2 separate regions of the Homo sapiens genome follow, and region 2 is linked to region 1. Evidence: read pairs that join two places in POLR2A ChIA-PET (ENCODE). Cell type or tissue: A673. All regions are shown on one strand.

Region 1 (4,000 bases):
TACACAATCTCTGTGTATAACAAGAGAGTTCAGAGCTCAGGCTCTAGAGCCAGACTGTCTGGGTCCAAATTCTGGTTCCACCACATACCAGCTAACATGACCATGGGAAAACTACTGAAAGTGTCAATGCCTCAGTTTCCTTGCCTATAAAATGGGTACATGGCAATAGCACTTTTTTCATAGGGTTGCTGTGAGATTTCATGAGAAAACCCATGGAAAGCACTTAGAGTAAGTTCTCAACAAGAATGAATAATATCGTTACCATCATTCTCTATTCCTATGCCACCATTTCCCCTAAAATACTTCTGGCCATCCTGACATAATAGACCTCAATGAATGAGAATCTCTCTGTCAGATGAGCCTGGTAGTGCCAGACAGGTCTCTAGAGGGGTTTAGAAGGGGTGGTGTGGAGGCAGTTTGCGAGGGCAAAAGCAGGAGGCCAGCTCCCACCTCCCTCCCACCCTCCTGGGTGCAGCCCGCAGGTGACACCTTCCAGAGAAATCTAGAACAGTAGGTGGGGCAGAGGCGGAAGCTGCCCTGGCCAGCATGGTCTGAGTGCTCCCTTTTCCTCCCCAGGACACCAGCCTGAAAACTATCAATGATGAGGCCCCCACAGTGGCTCTCTCCTTCCAGCTGCTTTCCTCTGAGGTAAGGCTGTGGGCCAGGGGAGGGTCAGGGCCAGCAGGCACATGTCAGTGAGATCCAACTTCCTTCACAATTGCTGGCTTTGTTCAGGGACTTCTGGGAGGATGGGACTACTACTTTGGATAGAAACGTCTAAGGGTGATTTGAGACTCCAGACAAACGTAGAGAGAGCTGGGATTAGGAAGAGGAGAGTTGTGAGCAGAGGGCCACCCAGACCTTGGAGTCAGCCTCTGACCAAGCCCAAGCCAAGTCTGGCTCACTGGGATCGAGGTTCTGCAAGGGTGAGCTAGGATATCAGTTTTCTATTGCTTTATAACCAAATTAGCAGCTTAAAACAATGCCCATTTATTAGCTGACACTTCTATATGTAGGTCCCATGACACAGGGTGGCTGGAATCAAGATGTTGGCAGGGTCACATTCCTTTCTGGGGATTATGGGGAGGAATCTGCTTCCAAATTCATTCAGGTGGCTGCCACAATCCAGTTCCCTGCAGTGCCGGACTCACATCCCGGTCTCCTTGCAGGCTGTCAGCCGGGGCAGCTCTCAGCTCCTGAAGGACGCCCACATGCCCCCTCACAATGGCCCCGTTCATCTTAAGCCAGCAGGCATGTCCAGTCCCTGTCACACCTCAAAACTCTGACTTCCTCTTCTGTCAGCAGCCACAGAAAACTTTTAGAGGTGCTTTTAGAGGGATTTTAGAGGGGCTGGTGTGATAAGGTCAGGCCATTCTAATCATCTTCCTATCTTAAAGTCAACGGTGCCATGTAACAAACATAATCCCAGGAGTGATCAGTCATCATATTCACGGGTTCCAAGAATGAGGGTGTAAAATCTTGGAGGCCCGTTTTTGGAATTCTGTCTACCACAGCTGGGTTGGTCCAAATGTGAAGACACCCAGGGCTAAGCCCTGCCTGCTGGATGAGCCTCGATCCCTCTCGCTAGCTACACCTGGTCTCAGCCCAGCTTAGACCCTGCTCATTTGGCTGCAGTGCACATGCCAGGCACCCGCTGGACTTTCCCTCTTTCCTCTCAGTGGTGCTGGGATGTGAGTAGTTTAGGACCATGAACCCAGAAAGTGTTTGCAGGGACTAATGTCCGCGCCAACCCACTCCTGCCTTCTTCCCACGCAGGAAAAATATCCACCAGCTCTGGGGTAGCACTTGGCTCTGTGACCTCACTCATGAAGAACACAGGGAATCCTATGGTGTGGGGTATGAGGAGTATATCTGGGTTGGTACCAGCCTGAAAGTGCCTTTACAAGGCCTCTGGAGAGGGCCTGAGACCCCATTAGCACTCCCTGCTATAGGTGTTCAGGATTGCCCTCTCAAGGGTAGAAGCAACAAACCCCAAGAAAGAGGCACCAGAATCTTGGAGAAAAAGGTCACAAACTTCCCAGTTTGGAGCCCAACCCTCCGGGGCCTCTTCCCAAGGTATAGAGTCTGCCTGTGGCCACTGGCCACTGCCAGCCCCTCCCCACCTCCCTCTGTCTCCTGCCCCTTCCACTGGGCATGTGTATCCTGGGACTAAAAGGAGCGTCAGGTGCCCCTGGTCAGGGGACTGACTAGTGGGCCCAGGCAGGCAACAGGCAGGTGGGCAGAACAGTTTCCCCATTGCCCAGGGGCTGGGCACAAAGGTCTCCAGTAATGAATTATTCACCGGAGCTGTGCTAAGTGCAGAATTAATCCCTTTCCTTCCAGCTGGCGGCCTCACTAAATTATCCCTCCAAGTCATGCGGGAAAATGCTGCCGAATTCATTTAGCTGCTGAGTGTTTTGATCTGGGCCTTGTGATTTTAGCGTCTCCTTCCCCCAACCCCCTCCCCCTGGAGGCGGGTAAAAAACCTTTTAGTAATGGATTTCTGAGAAGAAAGGAAAAGAAAGGGGATCAGGATTGGGTGTGTACCAAGAAAATAGTACTAGCAGAAATTCAGATTCTGCAGCCAAGAATTCACACACACACACACACACACACACCCCCTCTACATATACACTCTCAATCACGTGTGAATATCTACACACAGTCACAGACACACAGATGTGTGCGCACATACCTTGGCAAGAAGGATGCACACTCTTAACACATATGTACACGCTCTCACATACATGCAAACTGACACACAGATGTTTTCACACCTGCAGTGGCACACACGGAAGCTAAATCTCTTTGTAGTGGAACTATTTCTTGGTAAACTATCTGAGAATTGGCCAATAACTGACTCCCTTTGATTCTAGAATCTTGAAGACCAATTTAGGAGCCTAAGTATAAAGTGCTAATGTGGTTAAATTCACCATGAAGTCCTTGCAGCTGCAGCACCCATTCATTTATTCTTTTATTCCATGTATATTTGATGAGGAGTCACTGCATGTCAGGTAGCATGCAAGGCAAGAAGTAGAATTTTGGCTGCCATTGTGGATTGAAATGGGGAGAAGGAGGGGTTGGCAGCCATGGACCTCATTTTGATTTGAGCTCACACCTTCATTGGGCTTGGACATGGCTCTCTAGTGTCTGAGACCTTTTGGCATCCTTCTCCCTAAGGGATGGCAGGAAAGTGTTGAGAATTCATGAACAGGTCAGATGGCATTGCAGCTAAATCTAAAGGGGCCCATCCCCTTCTCCATCCCTCATCACCACCTTCACTGCAATACCATCATTGTTCTCTATGCAACTGCAAACATTTCTGAAGCACCCACATGAGCAATTGCTGTTCTGGATTTTAGGAATATTACACTGAAGAAGAAGAAGAAAAAAAAACAATCAGGCCCTGTCTTTCTAAAGCTTGCATTCTTAGCAGGGAGTATGGAACAGACAATAAAAAAATAATTCATGTCAGCTAATGATAAAGGGTCTGAGGAAACTCAAACAAGGTGACATGATACGGAGTCCTTGAAGGGGCTATTTGGACTCCTCATGGTAGCTGAGTACGGTGATGAGCTAAGCTGCTATAACAAAGAGATCAGGTTCCTGCCCCCTTATTGTTGCGCCTAAGGTGTTGCCTGCAACTTCATCATGGAAGGTACCTGGTATTCATCTCTGCATCCTAGACTTTGGGAAGGCAGCAGCAGGGCTGGGGCCATCAACTCTTCCACCCTTTAAATCAAATATTGCATAATGGGTCCAGAAGCCACCACCTGACACCTGGAGGTCTTAGAGTCCTGTGGACACTCCAGCTGCCGAGGCTTGTGATATTGGGCCTCTCAGGCCCCTCGTTCACATGGTCAACAACTCCATCCTAGGGGTAGCTCTTTGCATGTGGTCAGACATGGTCAGTGCTGTCACAGAGCGGAAATGCTTCAGGAGAAATGAATGCGCGTGCCGTATTTGGGCCCAGCCCCAGTCTGAGGACATAGGCTCTTTC
Region 2 (4,000 bases), 1.6 Mb before region 1:
GCTTCTGCTGTTAGTGTATAGCAGCTTCACTGACCAAACCAGCACAACCACCTCATAGAGAAAAGGCTTCTAGAATTCTCTGCTGGATGAAATATGATTAAAATGTGGGACTAGTAGGGTTAGTCTTCTAAGAATTTTGAGGTAATAATTATGGAAAATATATCTTTTACAGATTTCTTTTGGGAAAACATAAAGCTGCCATTGAAGTATATAATGAAGCAGCTAAACTCAACCAGAAAGATTGGGTAAGTAGAGAACTTTCAGTTCTTTCTTATTAGTAAACTTGCTAATGGTTCCATTTATCATCTGGCTGTCTTATTTCTGAATTCTTACATTCCAAAAATGTCTTGATTTTAACCTCATACTTAATTCATGATTTGTATAAGTATAGGATCAAAAACCATGTTTCCTCATAACTTTGCAGGCATTGCTGCATGATTTTCTAGCAGTTTGCTGACGAGCAGTCTCTTACCAGTCTGATTCTTGTTGATGACCCCTAGAAGCTTTGGGTATTTTTTTCGTCATTGGAATTCCACAGTATCAGCAATAGGCATCTAGTTGTGTTTCATGTCTTTTTCCCGTCCCCATCTGTGTGACATTCAATTGACTCTTTCATTCTGAAGACCCTTGCCTTTCTTTGGGTCAGGGCCTTTGAGTAGTTCTTTATTTTTCCCCTCCCCTTCTCTTTGTGTCAATTGAGGATTGTGTGTAAATGCAACAGAAAATTTGACTAAACATTGGCTTTACAAATTCGTTTTTGTTTTTTTTTTTAATTCTCATGAAACAAGATGTCCAGGTAAGTAGTTGCTGGCATTGATTTGGTGGTCCTAGGATGTCAAGACTGAGAGTTTTTCCTCATGGTTACAAGAAGACTGCTGCATCCAGCATCATATCTGCATTCTAGGGAGGCAGAAAGAGAAAGCAACAAGGAGAAAAGGACAGAGCCTATACTGGGAAAGCACAACTTTCCCAGAAGTCCCCCACAGACTTCCACTTATGTCATATCAGCTCCCCTTCTATAAGGAAGGCTGGTTAAATGTCGTTTTTAATCTGGTCACACTGCCACTCTAAACAAAATTAGGGTTCTTTTAGTAAGGAAAAAGAGAAGAGTAGGTAGCAGGTAGGCAAGTAGATAACTAGCAGCATCTGCCACACTGTTTTCCATTCTCTATGAGAGATGTTCTCTAACTATTCTCTACAACTCTTAACTTGCCTCTCATTTTCTACCTCTGTGTCCTTTTCTTTGTGTGTGGTGCGGGGGGGTACAGAGGCTCACTCTGTTGCCCAGGCTGGAGTGCAGTGGCGTGATCTCGGCTCACTGCAACCTCTTTCTTCCAGGTTCAAGTGATTCTCCTGTCTCAGCCTCCTGAGTAGCTGGGATTACAGGCGCCTGCCACCATGCCCGGCTAATTTTTGTATTTTTGGTAGAGACGGGGTTTCACCATGTTGGCTAGGCTGGTCTCCAACTCCTGACCTCAGGTGATTCACCTGCCTTGTCCTCCCAAAGTGTTGGGATTATAGGTGTGAGACACCACGCCTGACCCTCCTTGTCATTTTATTATATGTTCAGGACATGTATTCAGTCTTATCTTCCATATCATCATTTTTGTTTTTAGCTATTTGTATTCTGTTATATACCCTATCCATCCAATATTTTTTATTTCATTTCCTTTTATTGTATTTTTAATTTCCAAAAATCTTGTCTTTTCTTCAATGTCTCTGATTCTTGAAGTTCTTTTCTGCTTCTCAGAATTATCTTTTTCTTCCTCTCTGCATTTTGGTTCTTCTATTTTATGCTGTTGGTATTTTTCAAGTATTTGGTGATTCTCAGAGAGACATTCATATCTGTGAGTGAAGAACTAGATTTATTAGTACAGAGAATTAGCATGGATTTCCTTTGCAGTTCTTACGGGGCACTATTATTTTTGAAGTGTGTTCAATTTGTTAGTCGCTTTTCTTCTGTACATCGGAAGATTGAGTTGAGTCTTTATGCCATGGAGTATGTTATAGCTAACAGCCAGAGTGAAACTACAGATGAAGAAAAATTCATGTACTTTTCATTCAGTCGGTTTTTCAAAAAATGAGTATGTCTGCTATATGCCAAGCACTGATCTATGCCCTGGAGATGCAAAGATGGACTGTTGGATTATAAGATACTCAACTAGAATAGGAAATGAAGGAAGAAGAGCAAGGTTTGGAAGAAGGTGATGGTAAGAAATCAGAGTTAAATCCTGTCTTTCAGAGGATTTTGGATATGATAAGTTTTAGGTTCTGAGGGGATATCTAAATTGAGATGTGTCCAGTAGGATTGGATATAGAAATCTGAAACTCAAGTGTTTTGGAGTAGAGATGTGAATTCTGGAGTCAGCAACATAAAGGTGGTAATTGAAACCATTAGATTGGTTGACATTACCCTGCAATGAGCTGAGGATGGGACCCTGGAAAAAAAGAGTTTTTTACTTTTTTTTTGTCTGTTTGAGACGGCACAGGAAAAGTTACTGCTTTAATGCAGGGAGGAAGCCCTGCATTCTCTATGGGGGCCAGGATCATGGGGGTGGCCAGTGCCACAAATGGTCACCATACAGGCCAGGGAGGAGCCAGGGCCCACCAATAATCCCTGGAACATCCCTGGATGCTAGCAGTTTTTTACTTTCTAAATTTTTTTTTTTTTTTTTAAGAGACAAGGTTGCCTAGGCTGGAGTATAGTGGGGTGATCATAGCTTACTGTAACCTCCAACTCCTGGGCTCAAGTGATCCTCCTGCCTCTGCCTCCTGAGTAGCTGGGGCTACAGGTGCAAGCCACCATGCCTGGCTAAATTTATTTTGTGGAAATGAGGTCTCATGTTACCCAGGCTGGTCTCAAGCTCCTGTCCTCAAGTGATCCTCCTGCTTTAGCTTCCCAGAGTGCTGGGATTACAGGTGTGAGCCATCAAAAAGCAATTTTGAAGGACTGAGCAGAAGAAGAGAACCCATAGAGGGAGATAGGGAAGAGGTAAAGCAGGAGAGCTCAGGGTCACAGGGGGAATGGAACGTATTTCTTAATCTATCCAGTTGGTTGAAAGAGCTCATTTGGTATTACTGACTCACTTGGGATAACCATCCCATTGTTACTAGTAGATGTGATCATTCACAAAACAGCCATTCTTTTTTTTTTTTTTTGTTGAGACAGAGTCTCATTCTGTCACCTAGGCTAGAGTGCAGTGGCTCAATCTTGGCTCACTGCAACCTCTGCCTCCTGGGTTCAAGCGATTCTCCTCCCCCAGCCTCCTGAGTAGCTGGGATTTACAGGCACCCGCCACCATGCCCAGCTAATTTTTGTATTTTTAGTAGAGATGAGGTTTCACCATGTTGGTCAGGCTGGTCTCGAGCTCCTGACGTTGTGATCCGCCCACCTTGGCCTCCCAAAGTGCTGAGACTACAGGTGTGAGCCACCACCTTTTTTTTTTTTAACTTTAAAATTTTTCTTTAAAATTTTCCCCTTCATGGCATTTTTATTTTCTTTTTAGAATATTTTAATGATTTTGAATTTTACTTTTATTAATAGCCCTTACCTACCCTACATATTTCATAAGTACCTGTAGAAAACCTTATAGTAGCTGGAGCATGGTGGCTCATACCTGTAATACCAGCACTTTAAAAGGATGCTGAGTGGGGAGGATCACTTGAGCCCAGGAGTCTGAGACCAGCCTGGGCAACATAGAGACCCAGTTTCTAGGAAAAAAAAATAAAAATTAGTGGTCGTGTGCACCTGTAGTCCTAGCTATTCTAGAGGCTGAGGTAGGAGGATCACGTTAGCCCAGGAGGTTGAGGCTGCAGTGATGCGGTGAACTGTGATTGTGTCACTGCACTTCAGCATGGAAAGCAGAGCAAGACCCTGTCTCAAAAAAAAAAAAAAAAAAGAAACAACCTTGTAGCCCTACTTTCTTGGACTCATCAGGGTATTCCACAGTCTTGCTGCAACAGGGGAATAGTAATTCCTCCTGCCATTATCTTAGTTGAC

What was found. ChIA-PET counts read pairs that join two places held together with the same protein. Peaks named below come from ENCODE experiments on the same cell type or tissue, not always from the same donor. Only the 100,000 strongest peaks of a DNase experiment are listed, where the experiment ranks them.
Region 2: POLR2A ChIA-PET joins it to region 1 with 5 read pairs; 2 of 35 experiments call an interaction of 5 or more read pairs at or near these places.

Annotation. Positions count from the first base shown.
Region 1 is chr15:74,281,202-74,285,201 of GRCh38, forward strand. It overlaps CCDC33 (coiled-coil domain containing 33), which reads left to right. Exons shown (of 19, transcript NM_025055.5): 10 at 577-648. Among named protein-coding and RNA genes, the nearest start is that of CCDC33-AS1, 36 kb to the right of the region's middle. In A673, no CTCF peak of the experiment used is centred here; a DNase peak (open chromatin) is centred at 2,380.
Region 2 is chr15:72,716,606-72,720,605 of GRCh38, forward strand. It overlaps BBS4 (Bardet-Biedl syndrome 4), which reads left to right. Exons shown (of 16, transcript NM_033028.5): 6 at 173-245. Among named protein-coding and RNA genes, the nearest start is that of BBS4, 32 kb to the left of the region's middle. In A673, no CTCF peak of the experiment used is centred here; no DNase peak of the experiment used is centred here.